3 separate regions of the Homo sapiens genome follow, and all the other regions are linked to region 2. A link is a loop called in an ENCODE intact Hi-C map of the cell type or tissue named here. Cell type or tissue: lower leg skin. All regions are shown on one strand. Region 1 overlaps GABRG3 (gamma-aminobutyric acid type A receptor subunit gamma3). Region 2 overlaps GABRA5 (gamma-aminobutyric acid type A receptor subunit alpha5). Region 3 overlaps HERC2 (HECT and RLD domain containing E3 ubiquitin protein ligase 2).

Region 1 (8,000 bases), 120 kb after region 2:
CCGGGCAAACACTGAGATTCTTATTCTTACTTTAAATTCTAACCACAGCATCTACTTTTTCAATTCTGCAACTCTCTTAGGACTTTCAGAAATGTTCTTTATCTTTATTGTGACGTGTACAACTTTGACACTTTCTTCAGAAGGACCCATTTCTCTGTCTGCTTCAATGAAATATCTTCTCCTCTCTCACTGTCCCCTTCCTGGCTTCTCTTCCTCCTTCCATCACCCATATTCCTGGCCTTTCAATACATTATCTTTCAGTCTCTTCTCTTCATTTTATACAGCATTTTATTTGATAGTAACACCAGCCTTTGTGGCTTCAACCCCCAACCTCATGTATTAAAATATGTTTTCCAATCTGCTAGTTTAGCCTAGGTCAGGATACTACTTAGATCTACAATTCTAGGCTGGGCGCGGTGGCTCACGCCTGTAATCCCAGCACTTTGGGAGGCTGAGGCAGGCGGATCACAAGGTCAGGAGATCGAGACCATCCTGGCTAACACGGTGAAACCCTTTTTCTACTAAAAAATACAAAAAATTAGCCGGGTGTGGTGGTGGGCGCCTGTAGTCCCAGCTACTCAGGAGGCTGAGGCAGGAGAATGGCGTGAACCTGGGAGGCGGAGCTTACAGTGAGCAGAGATCATGCCACTGTACTCCAGGCTGGGCGACAGAGCAAGACTCCGTCTCAAAAAAAAAAAAAAAAGATCTACAATTCTAATTCACCTCTGGAAAATTGAGGTGCATGGCTATTCTGTCAGATTCTTGAAGTTCTCACATATAGACTCTTAACACATTTTCATTGAGTTCAGTAGTGGTGGATAACTAAATAGCTTACTTTTTCTGCTGCTCTTTGTTCCTTCTTGTAGATCCAAGCTTCCATATGCTATAATTTATTAATAGTGTAAAGAATATTTTAAAATATTTTGAATACTGCAGATCAGATGGAGATGAATTCTCTATTATTTTTCTGTGTGAAGATGTTTATTTCATCTTGATTTTTGAAGGTCTTTTTTGGGGGTACAGAATTATAGGCTAATATGTTTTTCTTTCAGTACTTGAAAAAATCTCACACAATTGTTTTTTGATTTCTGTTGTTTCTTATAAGGTGTCAGCCATGATCTTAACTATTTTTGTTATTTATGCAATGTACCTTTTGTTGGGCTCATCTTAAGAATTGTTTCTTTATTAACTTTTCAGCAATTTGATAATGATGTGCCCAGGTATGGTTTTCATAATGTTCATCATTCTTGGAGTTTGATGAAGTGCTCAGATCTGTGATTTGATGTCTTTCATCACTTTTGGGAAATTCTTGACTATAATCTTTACAGATATATTTTAAAATCTCAATATCTTTTTGTGGGATGCATTATATATGTATTCTCTTTGTAATACATTAGATGTTACTGGGTTGTGTGCTTTTTCAAGGCTGTATTAACTCTATAGGAAGGAATGGATATGGGGAGTGAATCACCATATCCAAGGTAGACTCTTCTTTCCCACACCATAGTCAATCTTTATCTCAGTACCTGGTTTTATTCCTTTCATAGTACTCATAACTATAAAAAACAGCTGGTTTATTGATTAGTTTACTTGTTTAATCTCCGTTTCACGCACTGTGATTTAAATGCTAAGAAAGTGGAGACTTTGTGTCTTGATTATGCTCTGTCCTCAGACATTAGAACTCTGTCTAGCTCACCAGTCATCCACTAATTATTTGTAGAATGAATAGTGGTAAGCAGAAAGGCAAAAACAAGATTTACTTACCACTTACACTAGAAGGGAGGCTGTTAAAAGGTACGTATTAATAAAACCCTTCAAACAGTTTATAATACTGGAAATGTTTGAACTGTAAGAATAGATTGGAAGGTGAAAGAAATTTGAAATAATTCAGTGAAAAATAAAATATTTTGTAGTAGTTAGGCTTATCAGCTGTAATGGAATCATAGGACTTCACATCTGGATTTCTAACTACTTTAAGATACTTCATATGAGTGGAATCTTAACATATTCGTCCTTTTATACTTGGCTTATTTCACTTAACATGATGTCCTCAAAGTTCATCCACCTAGTAGAACATGACAGGATTTCTTTGTTTTTCAAGGCTGAACAATATTGTATGTATATGCCACATATTCTTTTTTCATTCACCTGTTGATTGACATTTCTGTTCCTTCTACGTCTTGGCTATTGTGATGTGCAGGAGTTTTTAAGTTTAATGTAGTCCATTTGTCTATTTTTGCTTCTGTTTCCTGAGCTTTTACTGTCATATCCAAGAAATTATTACCAAATTCAATATAATGATCTTTTCCAATGTTTTCTCATAGACATTTTATAGTTTTTGGTCTCATATTTAGGCTTTTGATCCATTTTGAGTTGAATTTTTTATATGATATATAGTAAGAGTGCTAACCTCATTCTTTTGCATATGGAGATACAATTGTCCCTGCATCATTTATAGAGACTGTCCTTTTCTCATTTTGTAGTCTTGGCATCATTGTTGAAATTCATTTGGCTACTTTATGCAAGGATTTAACTATGGGCTCTCTATTCTGTTCCATTGGTCTCTATATCTGTCTTTATACCAGTATCATGCTGTTTGATTTTGTAGTAAGTTTTTGAAATAGGAAGTTTCAGACCTCCAACTTTCTTTTTTTTCCCCCAGGATTGTTTTGGCTATTTGGGGTCCCTTGAGACTCCATATAATTTTGGAATTGGCTTTTCTATTTCTGCCAAAAATGCAGTTGGCGTTTATATTGGAATTATATAGAATCTGTAGATTGCTTTGAATAGGACTGACATCTTAACAATATTAGGCCTTCCAATCTGTGAAAGCAAGATGTCTTTTTACTTACTGGTGTTTTCCTTAATTTCTACAAACAATGTTTTGTAGTTTTTGGTGTATAAGTCCTTTGCCTCTTTAGTACAATTGGCGTACAATTATTCATAATAGTCTCACAATTTTTCTTATTTTTGTGACATCAGTTGTAACATTCTTTCATTTTTAAGTATCGTTATTTGAGTCTTCTCTCATTTTTTTCTTAGTCTAGCTAAGGGTTTATACATTTCATTGATCTTTTCGAAGAATCAGCTCTTGGTTTTGTTGATTTTGTTTCTATTTTCTATTTCCTATTTCATTTATCTCTGTACAATTTGTATTATTTGCTTTCTTCAGCTACATTTCTTTATTTTTTTTTTTTTAGTTTTTTGAGGGTGTAAACTTAGATTGTTGATTTGAGGGTTTTCCTCCTTTTTTAATGTAAGTCTTTACTGCTATAAATTTCTTCCTTTGTACTGCTTTTGTTGTAGCCCATAAGTTTTGATATGTTGTGTTTTCTTTATTTGTCTCCATATATTTTCTAAGTTCCCTTGTGATTTCTCCTTCGACCCTTTGGTTGTTTAAGAGTAAATTATTCAATTTCCATATATTTGTGAATTTTCCTGTTTTGCTTTCCTGTTGATTTGTTTCATTCTATTGTACTTTGAGTGATTTAAATCTTAAATGTGGTAAAACTTGTTTTGTGGACTAACATGTCTTCTATCTTTGAGAATGTCTAGTTGCACTTGAGGAGAAGGTGTATTTTGCTGTTGTTGGGTGGAGTGTTCTGAATATGTCTGTTAGGTCCAGTTGGTTTGTAGTGTTGTTCAAGTCCTCTGTTTCTTTGCTTATCTTCTGTCTGGTTCTTTATATAACTGAAAGTGAGATATTGAAGTCTCCTACTATTATCGTGTTGCTGTCTAGTTGTCTCTTCAGCTCTGCCAATGTTTACCTTATAAAATTGGGAACTCTAACGTTAGGTGTATATATACTTATGGTTGTTATGTCTTTCTTGTGAATGGACCCTTTTATTACTGAATAACAATCTTCTTTGTGTCTTGCGACAGTTTTTGACTTAAAATCTCTTTTGTCCAATACAAATATAGTCACCCTTGCTTTCTTTAGGTTCCCATTTGCATAGAATATCTTTTCTCATCCTTTCACTTTTAACCTATGTATGTCCTTAGATCTAAAGTGAGTCTCTTATAGACAGCATACTCTTTGATCTTTTTAAAATCCATTTAGTCAATCTATATATTTTAATTAGGGTTGTAATCCATTTACTTAGAAAGTAATTACTGATAGGGAAGGACTTACTGTTGCCATTTTGTTAATTTTTTTTTCTGGATGTATTATAACTTTCTGCCCCTCCTTTCCTCTCTTGCCGCTCACTTTCTTTTGTGTTTGATTTTTTTTTTTTTTTTTTTGAGATGGAATCTCGCTCTGTCACCCAGGCTGGAGTGCAGTGGCGCAATCTCGGCTCACTGCAAGCTCCGCCTCCCGGGTTCACGCCATTCTCCTGCCTGAGCCTCCCGAGTAGCTGGGACTACAGGTGCCCACCACCACACCTGGCTAATTTTTTTTTGTATTTTTAGTAGAGACGGGGTTTCACCGTGTTAGCCAGGATGGTCTCGATCTCCTGACCTTGTGATCCACCCGCCTCAGCCTCCCAAAGTGCTGGGATTACAGGTGTGAGCCACCGCGCCCGGCCGTGTTTGATTTTTTTGAGTGACCTGCTTTGATTCCCTTTTGATTTTCCTTTGTGTATACTCTATAGATATTTTCTTCCTGGTTACCATTACATGAAATATAACAATCTCTATTAAACTGATAACTTCAATTGCATATAAAAATTATATTTCTTCTGCTGTTGATTTCTTGTTTCATTCCATTGTGGTCAAATAAAATACTTTGAATAATTTAAATCTTCTTTATATGTTAAGACTTGTCTTAACAAGTCTTAAGTCTTGACATGTCTTTAAGACTTGTCTGCCCACACTTGATGTTGTTGATGACTCCACCTACCTCTTTGTATACTGTGTATGCATTAACGTAGTTTTATAATTACTTTTTATGCTTTTGTTTTTTAAATTCTATACCTGATTTAAAAGTAATTTTTATATATTTATATGGCTTAATGTTGCTGTTTATCATTCTTCCACTTCAATTTGAAGGACTACTTTCAGTATTTCTTATATAGCAGCTCTAGTCATGATGAACTCTCTCAGCTTTCCTTTCCTTCCCTTTTCTTTCTTTCTTTCTTTCTTTTTTTTTTTTTTGAGAGAAAGTCTCACTCTGTCACCTAGGCTGGAGTGCAGTGGCTCTATGACTTCAGCTTTACTTTATCTGAGAATGTCTTACATTCTTATTCATTTTTGAAGGAGAGTTTTTACCATATGTAATATTGTTGGTTGATTTTTTTTCCTTTCAGCATTTTGAATATATTATCCAACTTCATTCTGTCCTGCAAGGTTTCTGCTGAGAAATGAGGTTATAATCTAATACAAGCTCCCTTGTACATGATAAGTCACTTTTCTCTTTCTGCTTTCAAGATTCTCATTGTCTGTGACTTTTGACAGTTGGATTATGATGTGTCTCTTTGTAGATCTCTTTATTTTTATTCTACTTATGGTTCTTTTAGCTTCTTGATTATGTATGTCCATTTCTTTCCTCAGATTTGGGAAGTTTTCAGCCATTATTTCTTCAAATAGTCTCTTTCCCCCTTTCTTCCTTTTAAATTCGCATAATGCATATGTTATTCTGCTCAACACTCTACCGTAAGTCCCTTAGGCTCTCTCTGCTTTGCTTCACTCTTTTTTTTGTTTTTGCTTGTCTTGATAATTTAAAAAGTCCTGTTCTTAAATTTACTGGTTCTTTCTTCTATCTGATCAAGTCTGCTATTGAGTAGTTCTCGTGAATTTTTAAATTCGCTTAATGTATTCCTCACTCCAAGTAGTTTTGTTTGTTTCTTCTTCTTAGTTTCTGTCTCTTTTCTGATATTATCATTTTGTTCATTTTTAAAAATTTCATTAGTTTTTTCCATCTGTGCCTTCTTTTACTCCATTGAACATCCTTACGACAGTTATTTTGAATTATTTATCTGCTAATTCATATATTCCCATGCCTTTAGGGTTAGTTTCAGGATATTTAATTTGTTACCTTGGGCCCAGTCTTTGTGGTCTGGTTTCATGCAGGAAGGACTTTCACCAGTCAGCATGGCCAGAGACTCTAGAGACCTCTAAAGCCTTTTCTGGGGATGCGTACTCCCCGGACTTGCACACTTAATATATTAGGTTGGTACAAAAGTAATTTCGAAGAACCGCAATTACTTTTGCACCAAGTTAATAATGGGTGTGTTGCTTTCTACTCAGGGGTTCACTCTGATGCCTGTTTGTGGTACTGCAGTTTCTTTGGTGGTGTAGCAAACTGAGGTACTGGCACTCCCCCTACTGTCATTCCATCGTACTGCAGACTCTGGTGGTAGAACAAACCCTGTTCATTGCCTCTGTTGTGAGTCCACCAACCTGCCACTCTGTTCCTCTAAGCACTTAAATTCAGAGAACACAGAAACCAGTCACTTGGGCAGCCCCACAAAAAGTCGGAATGTTGAAAATATCCTACTCTTTTCTTTCTTTCCTCAGGGAGAAGTTGGGAATGTTCTGAACACACCCTGTGGTACTTGGCGGGAGGCACTCTGGCACGTTGTGTGCCAAGAATTTTCCTACGGGGACTTCTGTGTGGCTGGCTTTGCACTGGCCAGGGGTGCTGCAGAGACCTCTGAATTGTATTCTAGATTTCTCACAGAGGCAGTTGGTCTGTATCGTGTGGTTAAGTCAGTAGCTTCACATGGAAAGTAGGGTCTGGGGCTTTCTACTCTGCCATCTTGCTGGTGTCACTTTGTTCATGTCACTCAGGTACAGTGAGGTTTGTCAAGCACTGAGGATTTTCATACCATCCTCAGTGCCCTCTTTATTAAAGGCATAGTGCAGTTAGCCCTTCACATCTGCTCTGAACTCACAGCTCTGCTGGTCAGTGCAGTTCTGCATTCCCTGCCAGATGGTGGAAGGGAGAAGCTGCTATTATGAAGGGAGTTGTTAAAAACTTATCTTTCCTGTTATAACGAACAGAATTCATGTTTGGAAAGAGAACTTACTTCAAATATTCAGTTTATAGATGGAGAAAATGAGCCCCATCAAATTTAAGTGACTTTCTCAAGGCCATATGGCTACTTCAGAGTCAAATTTATAACATTACTAGACTTGGCAGATGCCTTCCTCAATTCTCTTATATTCTTATCATCAAATCCTTTCAGGAGGTGGAAATTTAGATCTGAGCTTTCGAGTACCTACCCATCAGAGCTCTGAAGGATTTGTGGTTCTGAACTTAACACCAGTGTTTTTATTCTTTTAAGAATAGGAATTCTCAAGGTCTTTTAATAGTATATTTTATATGAATGTGCAAAAATGTAGAATGTCACTGTTTGCCTCCTTCCCTGTTACTTATCATATCTGACCCACAGTGAAATGACAATAACCTTATCTTTATCTTTGTCAACTCTTGCTGGCCTTCTTGAGATCACATATTTAAAGGGTGTTTGGGAAAGGAGTGAGGGCTTTGGAGTTGACATCTATAGTTCTGGGATTAATGGAAATGGAATTAGCTGTAAACCTTATATTTAAGGGTCTGAGCCAAGTAAATTGGCCAAATTGGACCTTAACTGAGCTGGAATGGGACCTGTGATAGTGACTTTACCGTCTCAGGGCTTCAATACTAAGTTATAGAAAACATTTTTGCATGGACTCAGAGTATTGGCAAAACTGCAATATTGACCAAGTTTGCTTATCCCATGTACCTTTTACCCAAATTCTTCCACTTAGTCCCCATAATAGTATTCTCCAAGTTAGAAAAAAAGCATTTGAAAACAAATCTTCACTGAGATGCTGTGGATAGGTTTAATATAATCCTCAGAGACAGGGAATTTGTGTTTAAAAAATTCTTGAAAGATTATTTGTCACGATAATCATGATGATGATGGTAAAAAACAGTACTAATCCCATTGAAGTATTTGTTCCCTAGAGTCTTTTTTTTTTTTTTTTTTTTTTTTTTTTTTTGAGATGGAGTCTTGCTCTGTCACCCCGGCTGGAGTGCTGTGGTGCGATCTGGGCTCACTGCAAGCTCTGCCTCC
Region 2 (8,000 bases):
CTTCCAGCACTAGGCAGGGCAGTCAGGTCACTCCAAGGAAGCTCAGAGCAGTTCCTCCCTGCCACGCCTTCCTTTGCAGGGCTGGAGAGGTTAGGGGAGCTGAACCCAGGGACTGGCCCGAGGTCATCTAGGGTCCAGATGGATGACCGTCCCTTAATTGTTTTCTCGGGTGAGGGGAGATAGAGCCTTTGGTTGTCATTACATAGCAGCAGGTCCATAGTCCCCTCCAGATAAGTGCCTGAAGTACAGGGTGGCCACCTGTTTCAGAGACCCCACCAGATCTGACATACATACACCATTACGTAAGTTATAAAGAGCATATAGAGATAATAACCAAGTGAATTGGGAGGCAATGGCTCCCTTTCATCTGCCATCTTCCCACACCTTCTAAAAGTGCCAACTTATGTGAGAACACACAGTGAGGGTCACCTTAGGGAATGTCCCCCTGGTCTTTGGGCCCCTGGCAGGAGAGCAAGTCCCCCCGGTAGGCTCTTGTGTGACTGCAACAGGCAAGGAGGGAGTCCCTAGAAGGCTGGCTCTGCCTGCACCACGTGGTTCTGCCTGGCTCAGAGAACCCGGCCGCTGCTCCACCCAAGGTCACTTGCCCGTGCCTGTTTAATAGAAAGATCTGGGCAAACATTGTAGAATGTTGACATTTTTACATTGTAGTAGATACGCTGCACCAAGTAAAATACCACTAGACAGTCGTGCACTGAATACCGCTCTGCATCATCTCTTTTGCACACTATGTATTCCTCTGTGCTGTTTTTACTTTAAGGAAGACATATTTTGATGATTGCTTACACTCCACTCCATTTGGATTTTCCCCATGAGTGGAAACCCCTGCTTAATTCATGAATTGGGGAAATACGATGTAGTGAAAAGATCGTGGACTTCGGAGTTAGGCTGACTTAAATTCAGGTCCTGACTGTCATTTAGTAGTCATGAGTCCTTGGAAATTATATTTTAATCTCCTAGAGCCACTGTCTTTTTTTTTTTTCTGGTTGGTTGGTTTTGGTTTTTCTCTTTTCTAATGCAGTATAGCTAGCTGCAGTCTGTTTCGTTCTTATTTGAAAACGGCTAGTAAATACACATATTCCTTAAACGGCCACTTGAGGGCAGCATTGTCACATTTTTGCTTCATGATTGGTAGTCAATATCAAATAGCATTAATAGGTAACTTGGATACATACATATCTGGAAGTTTTGAACTAGACACTGAGATGTGTTTGTATATATGTACAAGCATGCATAGCTATACATTGTCAAGTTCAAAGTGTCAAGTTCAAAGCTTCTTTCATGAAACCAGATGTATTGGCTGACTTGCAATTTTTAAGGTAACACATTTTATATTGGCAAGAATCAAAATATGATTTAAAAATTTATAAAACATAGAAAATTACAAAGTGCGGAATATGGTTATGATAACACCAAGACCAAAGAGAATCAATGTTAATATTTTAGTGTGTATCATGTTTATGTGTCCCTGCGTGTAGACATTCATGAATACATATGTGTATGTCTGTGTGTATGCACACATAGTCTCCTATAGTTTTTGAGTGGCCTCATTCACTGAAAACTTTTGTGAATAGCTTTACAATTTTAAAATATACAGCATTGAAAACATTTCCCATGTCATTAAACATTGTTTTGAAACTTTGTGATATAGCACATCCCATCATGTGGTTATCCTGTGTTTATATGATTTCTGTAAAAAAATTCACGATACATCTATTTTTTTTCTCTGTGATAACATTCTGGTCCAAGCACCTACGTATATCCTTTGAACAAATCCCAGGAATTGGACAAAACATAAATTTTTGATATTAATACAGATTTTCAAACTGTTCTCTAGAAAAATAGTACCAGTTTCACTTCCATCAACAGTGAGAGTAGAGACCACCTATTACTTCCTCTCTGGCACCTTATATACAAAAATGAACATGAAATTTCTGCCCATTTTGCTACATGAGATCCAATTAGCCAGTCCATTGAAAACCATGCATAACAGTTACTCATCTCAAGATTTGTAGTCACTTCAATTTTTTTTTTTTTTTTTTGCTTTGGGACGTGCCTCACAGAGCTCCCTTGTCCTGATTTAACTTGAATTGAGCCTTGTTCCCAAGGTTGGAGACATGGAGCCTGCCTGGGACACCACTGCCCTTTCCTCTGTCTGGTCCCGCCGATCTCCCTGTAGGCACGCAGCCACACCATCCTTCATGTCCTCAGTCACTGAAGACAGAGACTTTGCACCAGCCTGCTGTGGCCCCACTGCCTTTGACTTCCCAGCTGAAGTTCTGTGTTCCCCACAGAGCGTCTTTTGGACATATATGTCTCAATCATGTATAACACATGCATGATACACGTGTCCTGTGTAATTCCATATACTCCCTGTCATCCCGGCACTGGGCACTCAGGAGGAACTTATGTGTGTGCTTGTGAATGAATGAACCATAATGGAATGTATGAGATCTCCTTTTCCTAAATGAGGCCATCTCACCACCCAGACCCTAGTATGAGGGACTTGGAAAGAGATCCAGAGAATGTCTGGTTCACAGACATGTTCTGTGCTTAGGTTTCTGCCAATTTAATAAAGAGTCAGATTTAGTTTTGCTAAAATTGTACTTGCAGCATACAAATAAGGACATTTCAACACACATTTCTTGCATATTTGGTTTGAAAACGTGACCAGACATATTCTGGGCCTGTTGAGAAGGCCATCAGTCTGCAGCCACTGCAGGCAGTTCCGTCTGGCCAGGCCATGCTTTGGACTCTCGGGCACACATCTCACACAGGACCACATCACCCTTTGCAAATGGACCATCTCCAGCACATGTTTGCTTTCTTAGGTCCTGACCCCACAAAGGCTGCAGACATCCTCGTCCTAGTGAAACAGAAACCAGAGCTTCAGAAATATAAACGCATTTAAACTACATAACATACATTTGGTAGTATCTTTATCGTCCTTCACAACAGATGTGATAAATGAAACAGGTAAAAATGATCACATGGCAATTAGCCCATCGATAATGTCCAAGTGCCAAACCTCCTGGCCTCTCCCTATTTGCATAGATAGAATATATAGCAAGCATGCAACAGGAAGCTAGCTATGCGCGCTATTCAGCCATGGGGACTGAAAATAATGTCCACGAGGTGGCGCCGTGGCCTCGTGCATCGAGGGGAAGACTGACAGGAGGGCATTCTAGAGCTTGGTTAAAGCCCCGGATTCACCGAAGCACGTTTAGGGAAGACAAAGTGCTTCATGTCTGCAGAGTGTTCCTGAGCCTCTTGGCAGGTCTGCGCGGCCTTGAGGTTGCTCAGAGCCAGGGAGGCTGCGCTCAGCCTCAGGTCCTCCCTAGTGCGCAGCCAGCCTGCACCCACCACCGCGCTTCCGGACACCAGAGTCCCGAGTCAGGGCCACAGTGCTGCTGCAGGCATCCCTCCCCTCCCGGCCAGCGGGGAAAAGTGAGCCAAGTGACCCGCTCTGCTCATTTCAGCTCGGACGGTGGTCCCTTAAGCAGGCCGAAACTGATGGTCTCATCTCCTGCACGCTCTCTGGCCTTGAGCGCAAATGCCCCAGAAACGTTGGCCAAGCGCACCGGGTGGTGGAAAATTCGGAGCAGCCACCGCCTGGCAGGAGTGAGGCAGATGCGATTAGGATTTCCATGTTTACCCTGAGAATAGTTAGGCGTATGCCCCATGCTGCTGGAGAAGGAAGACTTGGCAGAGGCCTCCGTGCCCAAAGTGTTTCCCGGTTGGCCCGGAATCCGGAGTTTTTGTGGTCTTCACTCCTATGATTTGCACTGTCTGAAACGGTGACTAGACATTTATCACACTTTAAAATTAAGGTCGAAAAACATTAATAATCCAGGTCCCCCGTGTGCCAGCCACATTCCCAGCAGTGGGTAGCCGGCTGTGAACGGTGGCTTCCGCGCTGGCGGGCAGTGTGGACGGCGGCGTCACCCAGCCCCGGGGAAATGCAGCCCCGTGGCAGCCCCAGGCTCCCTTCTCCGGGCCCTACCCAGCCCGCGCCCCGGGGGCCCAGCAGTGGGGGGGCTGCCTTCCCCGGCCGCGCGCACATGACCTGCGAGTCCGCGGACACAGGGAAGCTTTAAAATATTTCAAGGCAAGTTAGAGTATTTATGCTACAATCTTTTAACGGAGGCGATTTTTCTAGAGCATTTTAGAAGTTTGAATGATCAAATAAACTATGACATCTAGCAGGAAACTAATACCCATTGCTAATCTAAAGTTTTATTATTGAAATTAGCTTTCTTCTCAGTAGGATCTCAAGTTTTTTGCATTGCTTCAAGCAATATTAATAAGGTCCGAGCAGAGGGGCTGTTACTTTCCGTTAGCATTCACATGGAGAAGAAGAGGATCGTGGGATGGAATCAGCTGAAGGGCCCCTTGGGGCAGGAGAGGTCTGGGCGGCTTCCGGAGGCTTCTCTGAGCAAGTTGTGCGGGGAGGATGGAGCAGTGTGTGGGTGTGTATGGGTATGTGTGGTGTGTGTGTGTATGAGGTTGTGTGTGCGTGATGTGTGTATGGATGCGTGTGTGTAGTGTGTGTATGGTGTGTGGTGCGCGTGGGGGGTGTATAGAGTGTGGCGTGTGTGTGTAGTGTGTTGTGTTTATGGTGCGTTTGTATGTATGGAGTGTGGTGTGTCTGTTGTGTGTGTACGCTGTGTGGCGTGTTTGGGGGTGTATGGTGTGTGGCATGTGTGTGTCTAGTGCGTGTGTATGGCGTGTTTCTAAGTGTATGGTGTGTGGCGTGTGTGGGGTGTGTATGTGGTGTGTGGTGTGTGTGTGTATAGTGTGTTGGGTGTGTATGGTGTGAGCGTATGGTGTGTGGCGTGAGTGTATATGGTGTGTTGTGTGTGTATGGTGTGTGTGTATGGCATATGGCGTGTGTGTATATGGTGTGTTGTGTGTATATGGCGTGTTGTGTGTCTATGGAGTGTCGTGTGTGTGTATGGTGTGTAGCGTGTGGCGGGACTATATGGAGTATGTGTATGGTGTGTTGTGTGTGTTGTGTGTGTATGGTGTGTGGCGTGTGTGTGACTGCCCCTACTCAGGTCCCTATGTGAAGTTATGAGCAGGGCACGGCCTGGGCCTGGACCTCCCTCCTGCGTGTGGATCTGATGGGAGCAGCGGTGGGGAGGACTGCAGCTGGTCGGGCTGCCTAGGGCTCCCCTTCCTCTGCCTCGTGTCCTTCCCGCTCGCCCATCCCTTCGACCACTCACAGTTTCACTAAGCCCTGTCTGCGGAGCCCAGGGCCTGCTCACCCTGGAGTGGCGCAGGGGAAACAGGAGGATCTGGGGGCACAGGAGTGGGCGAGGGGCTGAGTCTGGGGGTGAGGGGAGCAGGGCCCGGCGACCAGGCGGTGGGCACGGAGTCTGGGGTGAGCTCGAGCTGCGAAGGTGGAGAGGCTGGGCCAGGGGACCCGCGTGGGCAGCAGCATGGACCGGGGCGTCAGAGTGCAAGATGTGAGACCTATGTGCGCGCGGGGCGGCGGCAGCCGGTCAAGGGGCAGCAGGAAATCAGACCTCAAAGGTGGCCGGGGACAGATTCCAAGGACCCTTGCTTGAAGGCTGGTCACTGTTTCCTTTGGGCCTCCAGGAGTGTTAGGTCGAGGACTGGAGAGGGGAGGCAGTTCTCTCCGCGCGCCCCCTGTGCTCCCCAGACGCCCTTTGCACTGAAAGCCAAGGGCCGGAGGCTGGAGCGCAGCGGCCCGGGCAGAAGCCCTGCCCAGACGGCGCCGGACCTGGGCCCGGACTCTGCGAGCAGCCCAGCCCTCACTTGGACAAAGGTGGAAACGGAAGCCTTCTGGGAGGGATGCGTATTCCCGCGAATCCACTACACTTCTCTCGGGATGCTTTTCCTTCTTCAGGCCAGGCTAGCAACGCAAACCTCGACTCCAGAGAGGCCGGTGTGCGTCCAGGGGCCACCCCTTCACAGGCCGCGCCTGCACCCAGCGTCTGTTCTCACTGCCGGCCTCGCGGGCAGCCAGTGGGTCCCCGGGTGAGATGGTGCGGGCAGCGCTCCCGGAACGATCCCGGGCCCCTCCTTCCCCCCGGGCTCTTGCCTGCGCCTCTTCCACACAATTTGCGATTTCCGTGGCGTCAGATGGCTGTTCTTTGTCACCTGCTTGTAAGAGCTGGTCCCATGATGTCAAGCCTCTTCTCCTGGTCAAATCCAGTTTCCCCTCAGTTTCCTTCATCGGAATTCCTTGGCCTTCGTCATTCTTGGCTGCATGAACCTTTGATTTCCTGTACTCTCTGGTCCTGGCTCTAGGAATGATGTTATATGTAGCGCCTGGCGGTGTGCTGTGCGCTCACCGGAGGAGGTGTCCCTATTTTGCAGGTGATGGAACTCAGTTCTGGGACCTTTCTGAAGTCCCGCGGATCCATAGGCACAGTCCGGCCGCAGAATATCTGGTTCCTCCAATGTTTTTGTCTTCCAGTCTCCGTCTTGAGTATCTTTTCTGTAAATTCATTTGTTTCCGTGGGTCCGACTTCTGTCTATTTTATTTTCTGACATGGTTTAAAACACACCCAAGCCCTGATTTCATTCTCGGTGGCTCCTTGGGCGCCCCCTCTTAGGCATCCTGCTGGGGTCTGAAACTGAGCCCAGAGCTCTTCTCAAACAGGAGCTGCTGCCTGGTTCTCTGCTAACCAGCTGGTTTTATGTATGGATGGCTCCTTTTCGTTCTTTCTCTACCCGGGGGCACAAGCCCTTCGTTTTTAGCCCCTGGCTACTGCTGCAGGTCGCCCACCACGTCCTGACCCCACCTGCCGCCCCCTTCACCCTTCAGTCCCCCCACCTCATAGATGGCTGCCACTGCCACAGCTGGTTCCTTGTTACCAGATTCTCTCTCCTATTAATATTATTCCTTCTGAATATGGATGCCAGGACCAAGGTAAAAGACCACCCGGACTTACCATGTTAAGGATTTGTAGCTTGTGGACTAACTTGCGCATTCGTAATTCCACTTCTGTGCCTGTGCAGGCTCTGCCACTATTCTGCTTGGGGTGCAATCCGAACTCCGTCACTAACAGTGTGACTTGGGAGAAGTTATCCAACTGCTTCATGCCTTATGGAATAGAAATAGTACCTGTCTTCTAGTCTTGTTGAAAATATAAATGAGGCTGGGCGCGGTGGTTCACGCCTGTAATCCCAGCACTTTGGGTGGCCGAAGCTGGCGGATCACGAGGTCAGGAGATCGACACCATCCTGGCTAACAGGGTGAAACCCCGTCTCTACTAAAAATACAAAAAAAGTAGCCGGGCATGGTGGCACTCGCCTGTAATCCCAGCTACTCGGGAGGCGGAGGCAGGAGAATCGCTTGAACCCGGGAGGCGGAGGTTGCAGAGAGCCAAGATGGCGCCACCGCACACTCCAGCCTGGGCGACAGAGCAAGACTCCGTCAAAAAAAAAAAAAAAAGAAGAAGAAGAAGAAGAAAAAGAAAATATAAGTGAAAAGAGTTTTTTTCACAGCACCCAGCCCAGAGATACTCATTTAGCTCCTGTTGGCCATGCTGGGTACAGAGTCTCCCCGAGAGCTGGACCAGCCTCCCCCTGCCTCCATGCACAGTGGTCCGGATCCCCTTCCACCCTTCCCTGCACCCTGTGGTCGCACATTCTTCCTCCGGGTTATCAGTGCCCATTGCTCCCACCCTTCAGTCATTCCCTTGCTGGGCAACCGCTGACCGCTCCTTTGCCCGACATCATACAGAGTCTTCGATGATTTGGAATGTATTTTCTTCCTTTTTAAGGGCTCTGAAGTGTCTTTGTGTAAGTGTGTTCCTGTTGTCTCCAAAGAAACAAACATTTATCGGTGTCTCTGCAAAGTAGCCAAAAAAAGCTTTACAAAAGAGGTGTATGAAATAGCACATAATTTCTCTCAGAAATTCAAATGTTTTAACCCTGCTTTAAAATCTCCCTGACCAACAATCATGATTCAACTAATTTGAGTAGATTTCCTCATGGTCTGTGTCAGT
Region 3 (8,000 bases), 1.2 Mb after region 2:
AAAAAAAAAAAAAAAAAAAGGCCTGATATAAGTTGTCGTTTTTTGTTTGCTTTGAGACAGTGTCTGGCTCTGTCGCCCAGACTGGAGTACGCTGGTATGATCTCGGCTCACTACAACCTCTGCCTCCCGGGCTCAAGCAATCCTCCTGCCTCAGCCTCCCAAGTAGCTGGGACTACAGGCACCCACCACCACACAAGGCTAATTTTTGTATTTTTTGTAGAGATGGGGTTTTATCACGTTGCCCAGGATGGTCTCAGACTCCTAGGCTCAAGCAATCCATCCACGTCAGCCTCCCAAAGTGCTGGGATTACAGGCATGAGCCACCACCAACGACTAATATAAATTTGTTTGCCATTTACCCAGTTTGTTTTTTCAATTGCATACTGAACGTTTTTGTAACACAAGCTGGGGATAGCAAGATGAGTAAGAAAGAGGTGCTCAGCATGTAATGACTTCTTAAAAATTTCAGATGATACAAAGACAGAAACAAGGGTGCCTAACCTGCATCCTAGTTTATCAAAACTTCACTGATTCCCAGAGTCCCCCAGGCTTGAATACCCACCCTGAGAGCCCCTGGCCCAAAAAGTCTGCGTGCGGTTTTGAGGGAGGTGCAAGTCAAGGTGCACTCAATCGCGGGGGTTAGACAACGCAGAAGCCATCAGCTGGCCTTGCCTACAAGCTATAATGTTTATGATGCACAGCAAACTGAAGCCATCGTCCAAGGTAGGGAAATAAAAGCTTTTTTATGAACCTAGTTAAACAACCTATTTATGTGAGGACGTGACTGACGTACAGCTTAGCATTAAACACTCTGACGTCAGTGAAGAGACCAGCTCCATCAATGTGGTCACATGAGCTGTCCAACAAAGGACAAGAGTTTCGTGTCTTAATTCAAAATGCCCCCAAGTATAACTCTGAAAACATTTCTAGTCTTGTAATCAACATCAGGGTAAAAATCATGTGTTAATACAAAGGTACAGGAACAAAGAATTTGTTCTTCATGGCTCTCTGTGTCTGATCCAAGAGGCGAGGCCAGTTTCATTTGAGCATTAAATGTCAAGTTCTGCACGCTATCATCATCAGGGGCCGAGGCTTCTCTTTGTTTTTAATTAATTGTTTTTAACTGTGAGTTTATATACACTTGAAGCAGTATACATTTAGAAATGGTCTACTTGTCGTTTCTTTGATTACTACCCATGAGACAGTATTAGTAATTCTGGCCTATGAAATTGGCAAAGAAAACTACCAGTGGTGGGGAGGGTGTGAGGATGGTGGGAACATGAACTGTTATAACCTATAATCGGATGTATCATCAAATTGTCACTGGGCCTCTGACCCACTCCACTTCTCAGAACTTAACAAAAGGGGTGACCGAAGATACACCCAGATAGCCCTGCCTGTACCACAGAAAAGTGGGCACGGCCCCCCAGCACCATCAGAGAAATCTGACAGAGTAAACCAGGACACACCCCTGCAAGAGAGGAGCAGGCTGCAGGCAGCTGCCAAACACAAGCAGCCCCACAGGACCCTATTCCATGGCAGGGAGGAGAGCAGCAAATTTCAAAAGGCAGTGATCCTGCTTTGGCTGTAACAAATAGACACACACCTCCCAATGTAACAGCAGCGGTTATCATCATGCAGTGGGAAGAGGGCTGATTTTATTTTCCCCATTCTTGCTGACCTGTGTTTGTGCTTTTGGACTATCTGACATAAATCTTCATTACTTCTGTATAAAGAAACACACTGACATTCCTGGAAGCCCCAGCACATCACATACAGGAAGCCCACAAAAAGGAAGGTGGCACCTGCTCTTTAAAGTTGGGGTGCACAGGATGGCAGGCTACCAGCGCTCTCGTCCCAGCCCAGGTACCCACGAAAGCATCACTTCTAAGGCTGTCAGACTTGGAGAGTAATCTCCATGTGCTACCTGGATGCGGTTCAGCTCCACGACGGGGCCATGCTGACGATCGCGTACCATAGTTGCTTGTACTACTTTCCGGAAAGCCGCCTCCTAAAACACATCAAACAGACAAAATTTAGAATCTGATATGGAAAGCATCACTCCTGAAGAAATCATCACATAGTTTTGTTTAAAATCTGTGTTGAAGACCTTCTTAAGGACAGAAAACTGCCAGTTCCCTTTTCTCAAGTTGTGAGGGTGCAGGGGAACAGGCTGGCCCCGAAGCACACAGGGACAGACGGCCAGGCAGGTAGTGCCAATGGCCGGGCAAGAGGCAGGTCCCTCAGGAAACTACCTCCACCCAGCAGCGTTCCGGAGGCTGGAAGAGCCCAGCACACACAGGGCACAGAACAGGGAGGGCTGGGCCTGGCAAGCACCTGCTCTGACTCAGGTCTTGAAGTCAAGGTTTCCCTGCCAAGCAAGCCCACCCGTGGCAGGGATTGCTGTTAAACCACTGCCTGCCATACAGCAGCCACGGGCCAGGGAGCACCGCGGAGCCAGCCGGACCTTGGATCGCCACTGCCTGCCATACAGCAGCCACGGGCCAGGGAGCACCGCGGAGCCAGCCGGACCTTGGATCGCCACTGCCTGCCATACAGCAGCCACGGGCCAGGGAGCACCGCGGAGCCAGCCGGACCTTGGATCGCCACTGCCTGCCATACAGCAGCCACGGGGCCAGGGAGCACCGTGCAGCCAGCCAGACCTTGGATCGGGACAGAAAAGACAGACCGGGGAGGGGAAACAAGGTCCTGGCTGGGATCACACTAAAAGAAATCGGGAGTGCCTGGGGTGAAGACAGCAGGGCGTGGCCAAACATCAGCACCACGGTGAGGACCCAGCCGTTCCCCAGGAGGGAGCAGGTCGGCCATGCCCGTGGGGAAAGGGCAGAGGATGCGGCACGCAGCCGTGCCAATGGAAAGGGATGAGACAGGTCAGCAGGGGTCTCAGCTCTCTTGGCCAAGGAGGCAATCGTGCCTTCTTTCGGTTAGGGGTGGGCTGTGGGAGCACAAGGGTCCCTCAGTGGAGGCTGAGCCCTTGCCCAGCTCAAAGCCTAAGAACTCCAAGCCCTGAAGGCAGGAGGTGAGGGCCCCAAGCGCCAGAGGAGACCCAGAAAGGGTATCCTGGCGGCACCCCAGCCCCATGCCTCTCGCACAGCCCAGACTCATCCTGCTCCCAGAGGCCCTGCCTGGACCTCAGGGCGGCTCCCCCTCCACAGGAGCACTCCCCTCTCCTCCCAGTCACCAGCCCGCCCACCTTCCTGGAGAGTCCATTTTGGTGCTCTGGACCGGGAGTAGTAACACCCACTCTCTGAGGCCGATCCTCACCATAACCAGGACCAGAACCGAGGCTGCCTACACATTCCCTGACCAGAGGTACCTTTCAGACGCCCTCAGCACTCCCCTGCTCTCCTGCAGCCCCAGCAGGTGCCAGATGCTGCTGCCCACCGCTCCCCTACCACACACCAGCTCCCACCCATGCCCCGCTCACAGCCTGCACAACGCTCACACAGGGCCAGGTGGGACGTGCCCTGCCTCTCACTTTTTTTCTCCCTACAAAGAAAGGTTTTTTTCCTCTGTGCTGCCTATTATCATCACCACTTTGAAGGATTAAAAAAAGAAGGTAAAATTAATCGTTTGCTACTTTTTATTATTGAACAGTAATTGAAATTATGTTTCCTATCCATTTTACCTGCCCAAGATTTCTTCTGCCTCTCTCATCAGAGAGATGGTCTTTCCATTAAACACAAGCCTGACCACTTCCACCCTCAGGCACACGTGAAAGTAAAATGAATGTACCAGTCCTGTTCAGCAGAAATCGTTCTAGCCAAGTGGAAACAAAGCCGGTCTTTAAAAAGTAACCTGCTGGGACAGGACTCCAAAACATTGCAATTTTATTAAATCACTAAGAATGGGCCATAATATTCGACAACAAAATACATTAGAGAATCACAATCAGGATTAGTGGTCCTCAATCCAATTCTATAACTTTTCCCTATACAGAGATGCCCCTACCGTATGGTAATTAGCCCCTTCAAGATCATCTTGTCAAGCTGCTTGCCAGAAACTAACCCAACTTCTAGAAAGCTCCAACTATTAGCAACATCTACAGGTCAAAACCTGCCTGGTGACTTTCAGATGCCCTCACTCATGACTGTATTATTCACCACCTGTTAATTCTCACTTGGCCAGCAATCTCTACACATTCAGGCACGGACCTTCGAGGTGATATATCTGTGACTCCTGGCCCCCTCTGCTGGACATCCTGAGAGAAACAGCCCAATCGCCGGCCTTCCTGTGTCAGTGGGGACTTGCCATAGCCACAAGGCCAGGCAGGCAGAGAAGGACCGCAGGAACAAAGGCTTAGTTTATGAAGGCCCCACCTCATCCTTCTGGAGCAGTGAGAGGCAGAGATTATGAAGGAGAGATGCAGCATCTTACTGTTTGCTTTTAATATAAACTCCAAAAGGGAACAGATTTTTGTCTGTTTTCTCATTGATATAAAGTACCCAGAACAGAGCCTGGCATGCAGGAGGCATTCCGTGAACATTTGCTGAATGAGCTGTATTCTATGTGTTCTATTCCCAGTATAGGAATTCTATTGGGTTACATGTACTGAAGACACCAGTTTCCCCTAGAGCAAAGATTGCCACTTGAATACCTTTCCCTGGGATATCAGAATTCCTCGGAGAGTGTCGAACCCAACAGAAGGCCCGAGTCCAGTTTCGTCGAGCGAGCCTTCCAGGTCGAACATGGGGATGCAGGGGCAGAAGAGCTCGGAGAGGTGGTGCAGCAGCAGCAGACGGTTCCTCAGCGCAATGATGGGGATCTCCTGCAGGTGATTGTACTCCATGGGGACCTAGAACACAGAAATGGCCTTCAGCCCCTCAGGCACCAAAGGCACACGGGGGCCAGTGTGGCATCCATTAAGGATTCTGAAAACAATTGTTTCAAATACAGAGAAGCACTATGGTGTCTGAGTTTGGTTTGCACAACCTCACTGTGCTGCTTTTAAAATAATATTCTGTCCAGTTTGACTGTAAAAAAAATTAGTCTATACAAATAAATTCACTAAGAAATGTGAGGCATGTACTAGCAGAACAGTTTGGTGTGGAAGAGTTTGGTGTGGGTTATAAGATATAGAAGGTGATACACACTGTACACACAGAATATTGGCTGGCATGAACATTCAAGGTTCTTTTGAGACAGGGTCTCACTCTGTCACCCAAGTAAGAGGGCAGTGGTGCAATCACTGCAGCTTGGACCTTTCAGACTCAAGTGATCCTCCCACCTCAGCCCTCAGCCTCCCAGGTAGCTGGGACTACAGGTGCATGCCACTATGCCTGACTAATTTTGTAGAGACAGGGTTTTGCTATGTTGTCCAGGCTGGTCCTGAACTCCTGAGTTCAAGCAATCCGCCCACCTTGGCCTCCCAAAGTGTTGGGATTACAGGTGTGAGCCACCACAACCAGCCAAATATCAAGGTTCTTAAATGCACTGTGTGGTTAACATTTACTGAGCCTGAATTATTTTCACCAAGAAGCCTCTGTAAACACACAACGACAGGATGCAGCATGTGACAGGAGCACACTTTGCTTGCCCCCGACCCACCCAACCTGCCCGGACTCACCTGTGCAGGGAGTTTGCCAGCACTGGCGGGCTTGCTGGTCGACCAGGCGAGGGTATGTGCTGAGCCACAGGCCACACGGTTGACCTTCTTACCCTGAAGGGCAGCTACCAACCGAGGCCTCTGGATGGCATTGGTGGTTCCGTCTCCCAGTTGTCCCTCATCATTGTCGCCCCATGTATAAACCTCACCTGAATGAAGTGAATTTAGAATCAGAACCTGTATACTAGGGCCAACAAACGCATGGCTGCCAGTGTCTTCCCACCACACACAGCACCAACGCTCCCTGCCCTTCAGCTGGTGTTGACCTAGTTGTCAACTTTACATATGACCTAGACATGAATGTCTGCTTTAGGTATGACCTAAACATGAATACATGCTAATTACACATCCAAAGAGGCGAGTATACTTCCCAGGACTCTCCACAGCCCCTGTTGGCCACCAGGCCTCTTCTAGTGAGAGACACACAACTCTGGTCTTAAGCCTCCAACAGTGTTAGTTCTCAGGACTAGGCATGAACAGCAGCAGTTCTCCATCAGAATAATATTAGAACAGATAGCAATATCCCGAACATCCCAAATCCATCTAATATTAAAACACATAGCAATATCCCTAACATTCCAAATTGCTCTTGCATGCGAAACAGAAAAGAAAAAGTCTGTTTTATTTATTTTATACTTTTTTTTTTGAGACAGGGTCTCACACTCTGTTGCCCAGGCTGGAGTAAACTGGCATGATCACGGTTCACTGCAGCCTCAACCTCCCCAGCTCAAGTGATCCTCCCACCTCATCTCCCAAAGTGTTGGGATTACATGCATGAACCACTGTGATGAAGTCTCACTTTGTCGCCCAGGCTGGAATGCAGTGGTGCGATCTCAAGCTCACCGCAACCTCCGCCTCCCGGGTTCGAGCGATTCTCCGGCCTCAGCCTCCTGAGTAGCTAGGCTCACAGGCACGCACCACCATGCCCAGCTAATTTTTGTATTTTTAGCAGAGACAGGGTTTCACCATGTGGGTCAGGCTGGTCTCGAACTCCTGACTTGGTGATCCACCTGAAAATCTATGTTTTTAAAATCAAAACCACAATGTGATACCACCTCACTCCTGCAAGAATGGCCATAATAAAATAAGAATAAAAAAAAATAGATGTTGGTATGGATGTGGTGAAAAGGGAACACTTATACTGCTGGTGGGAACAGAAACCAGTACAACACATTGAGATTTTCCCCCACTAGAGGGCGATAAAAACTAACAACAAGCTATCTGTGAAAACGCGTTGTGATGGAAAGCATTTTCCACGCTCCACTATGGAAAAGTATGGAGATTCCTCAAAGAACTAAAAGTAGATCTACCATTTGATCCAGCAATCCCACCACTAGGTACCTACCCAGAAGAAAAGACGTCATTATTTGAAAAAACACTTGCACACACATGTTTATAGCAGCACAATTTGCAATTACACAAATATGGAACCAGCTCCAAAGCCCATCCATCAATGAGTGGATAAAGAAAATGTGGTATATATACACCATGGAATACTACTAGCCATAAAAAGGAATGAAATGATTGCATTTGCCACAACCTGGATGGGACTAGAGACCATTATTCTAAGTAAAGTAACTCAGGAACGGAAAACCAAACCATATGTTCTCATGCGATGAGGATGCAACGGCATAAGAATGACACAATGGACTTTGGAGACTCGGGGGAAAGGGTAGGAGAGGAGTGAGGGATAAAAGACTACACATTGGGTACTGTGTACACTACTTGGGTGATGGGAGCACCCACCTCTCAGACATCACCTCTAAAGAGCTTATTCATGTAACCAAACACCACCTGTTCGCCAAAAACTTGTTGAAATAAAAATAAATTTAAAAAATAACATAAAAAAAGAACATGCCGTTTCTGTTCATATCCTAAACATAAGATTCACCATTCGCAAGAATCATCACACTTTTCAGTGCACCGTGTGGGACCTCAACCAAGAAATACCACCGGAAAATATTCTCAGGCAAGGTCCCTGGTGACCAGGATGGAAACAAGGCTCATGTTCTCTGGAGACACCATCAGGATTGTCAAATCCAGAGAGACTCCTCGGGTGTCTGGAAAGTGTGACGCCTGCGTGGTCAAGGGCAGTGTACTTGTCTCCTGCCCCTGCCTGCTCTCCACACGTTGGTCCTAAAGCCACGAGGCGGGTGTCGCACACACAAGGTGAGGAGGGTGTCTCTGCAGACGCAGCTGGGCATAGGGAATGAGTCTGTGAGAGTGAGGAGGGCTTCCACCCAGGTGCTAGCTCCGAGGGGAGTCAGCCAAGACCCCCACATGCAAGGGGAGGAGCCACACAGGGGAGGATGAGATGCTGGTTATGCACGGGGGGAGTGGCCAAATCGCCAGAAAAGAAAGGATCTGCAAGGTT

Evidence for each region. Hi-C counts contacts between places; a loop is a spot of excess contacts. Peaks named below come from ENCODE experiments on the same cell type or tissue, not always from the same donor. Only the 100,000 strongest peaks of a DNase experiment are listed, where the experiment ranks them.
Region 1: it touches region 2 in a loop (4-fold over the local background); 43 of 110 quality-filtered maps call a loop at or near these places.
Region 3: it touches region 2 in a loop (12-fold over the local background); 27 of 110 quality-filtered maps call a loop at or near these places.

What each region holds. Positions count from the first base shown.
Region 1 is chr15:27,011,161-27,019,160 of GRCh38, forward strand. The region is part of intron 2 of GABRG3 (gamma-aminobutyric acid type A receptor subunit gamma3); the gene reads left to right. Among named protein-coding and RNA genes, the nearest start is that of GABRG3, 44 kb to the left of the region's middle. In lower leg skin, no CTCF peak of the experiment used is centred here; no DNase peak of the experiment used is centred here.
Region 2 is chr15:26,888,385-26,896,384 of GRCh38, forward strand. All of the region lies in intron 6 of GABRA5 (gamma-aminobutyric acid type A receptor subunit alpha5), which reads left to right. Among named protein-coding and RNA genes, the nearest start is that of GABRA5, 25 kb to the left of the region's middle. In lower leg skin, no CTCF peak of the experiment used is centred here; DNase peaks (open chromatin) are centred at 557, 1,117, 3,167, 5,487 and 1 weaker place.
Region 3 is chr15:28,119,419-28,127,418 of GRCh38, forward strand. It overlaps HERC2 (HECT and RLD domain containing E3 ubiquitin protein ligase 2), which reads right to left. Exons shown (of 93, transcript NM_004667.6): 84 at 5,588-5,775; 85 at 4,619-4,816; 86 at 1,928-2,011. Among named protein-coding and RNA genes, the nearest start is that of OCA2, 24 kb to the left of the region's middle. RefSeq lists an enhancer at 982-1,126 and a cis regulatory region at 1,054. In lower leg skin, no CTCF peak of the experiment used is centred here; DNase peaks (open chromatin) are centred at 603 and 4,253.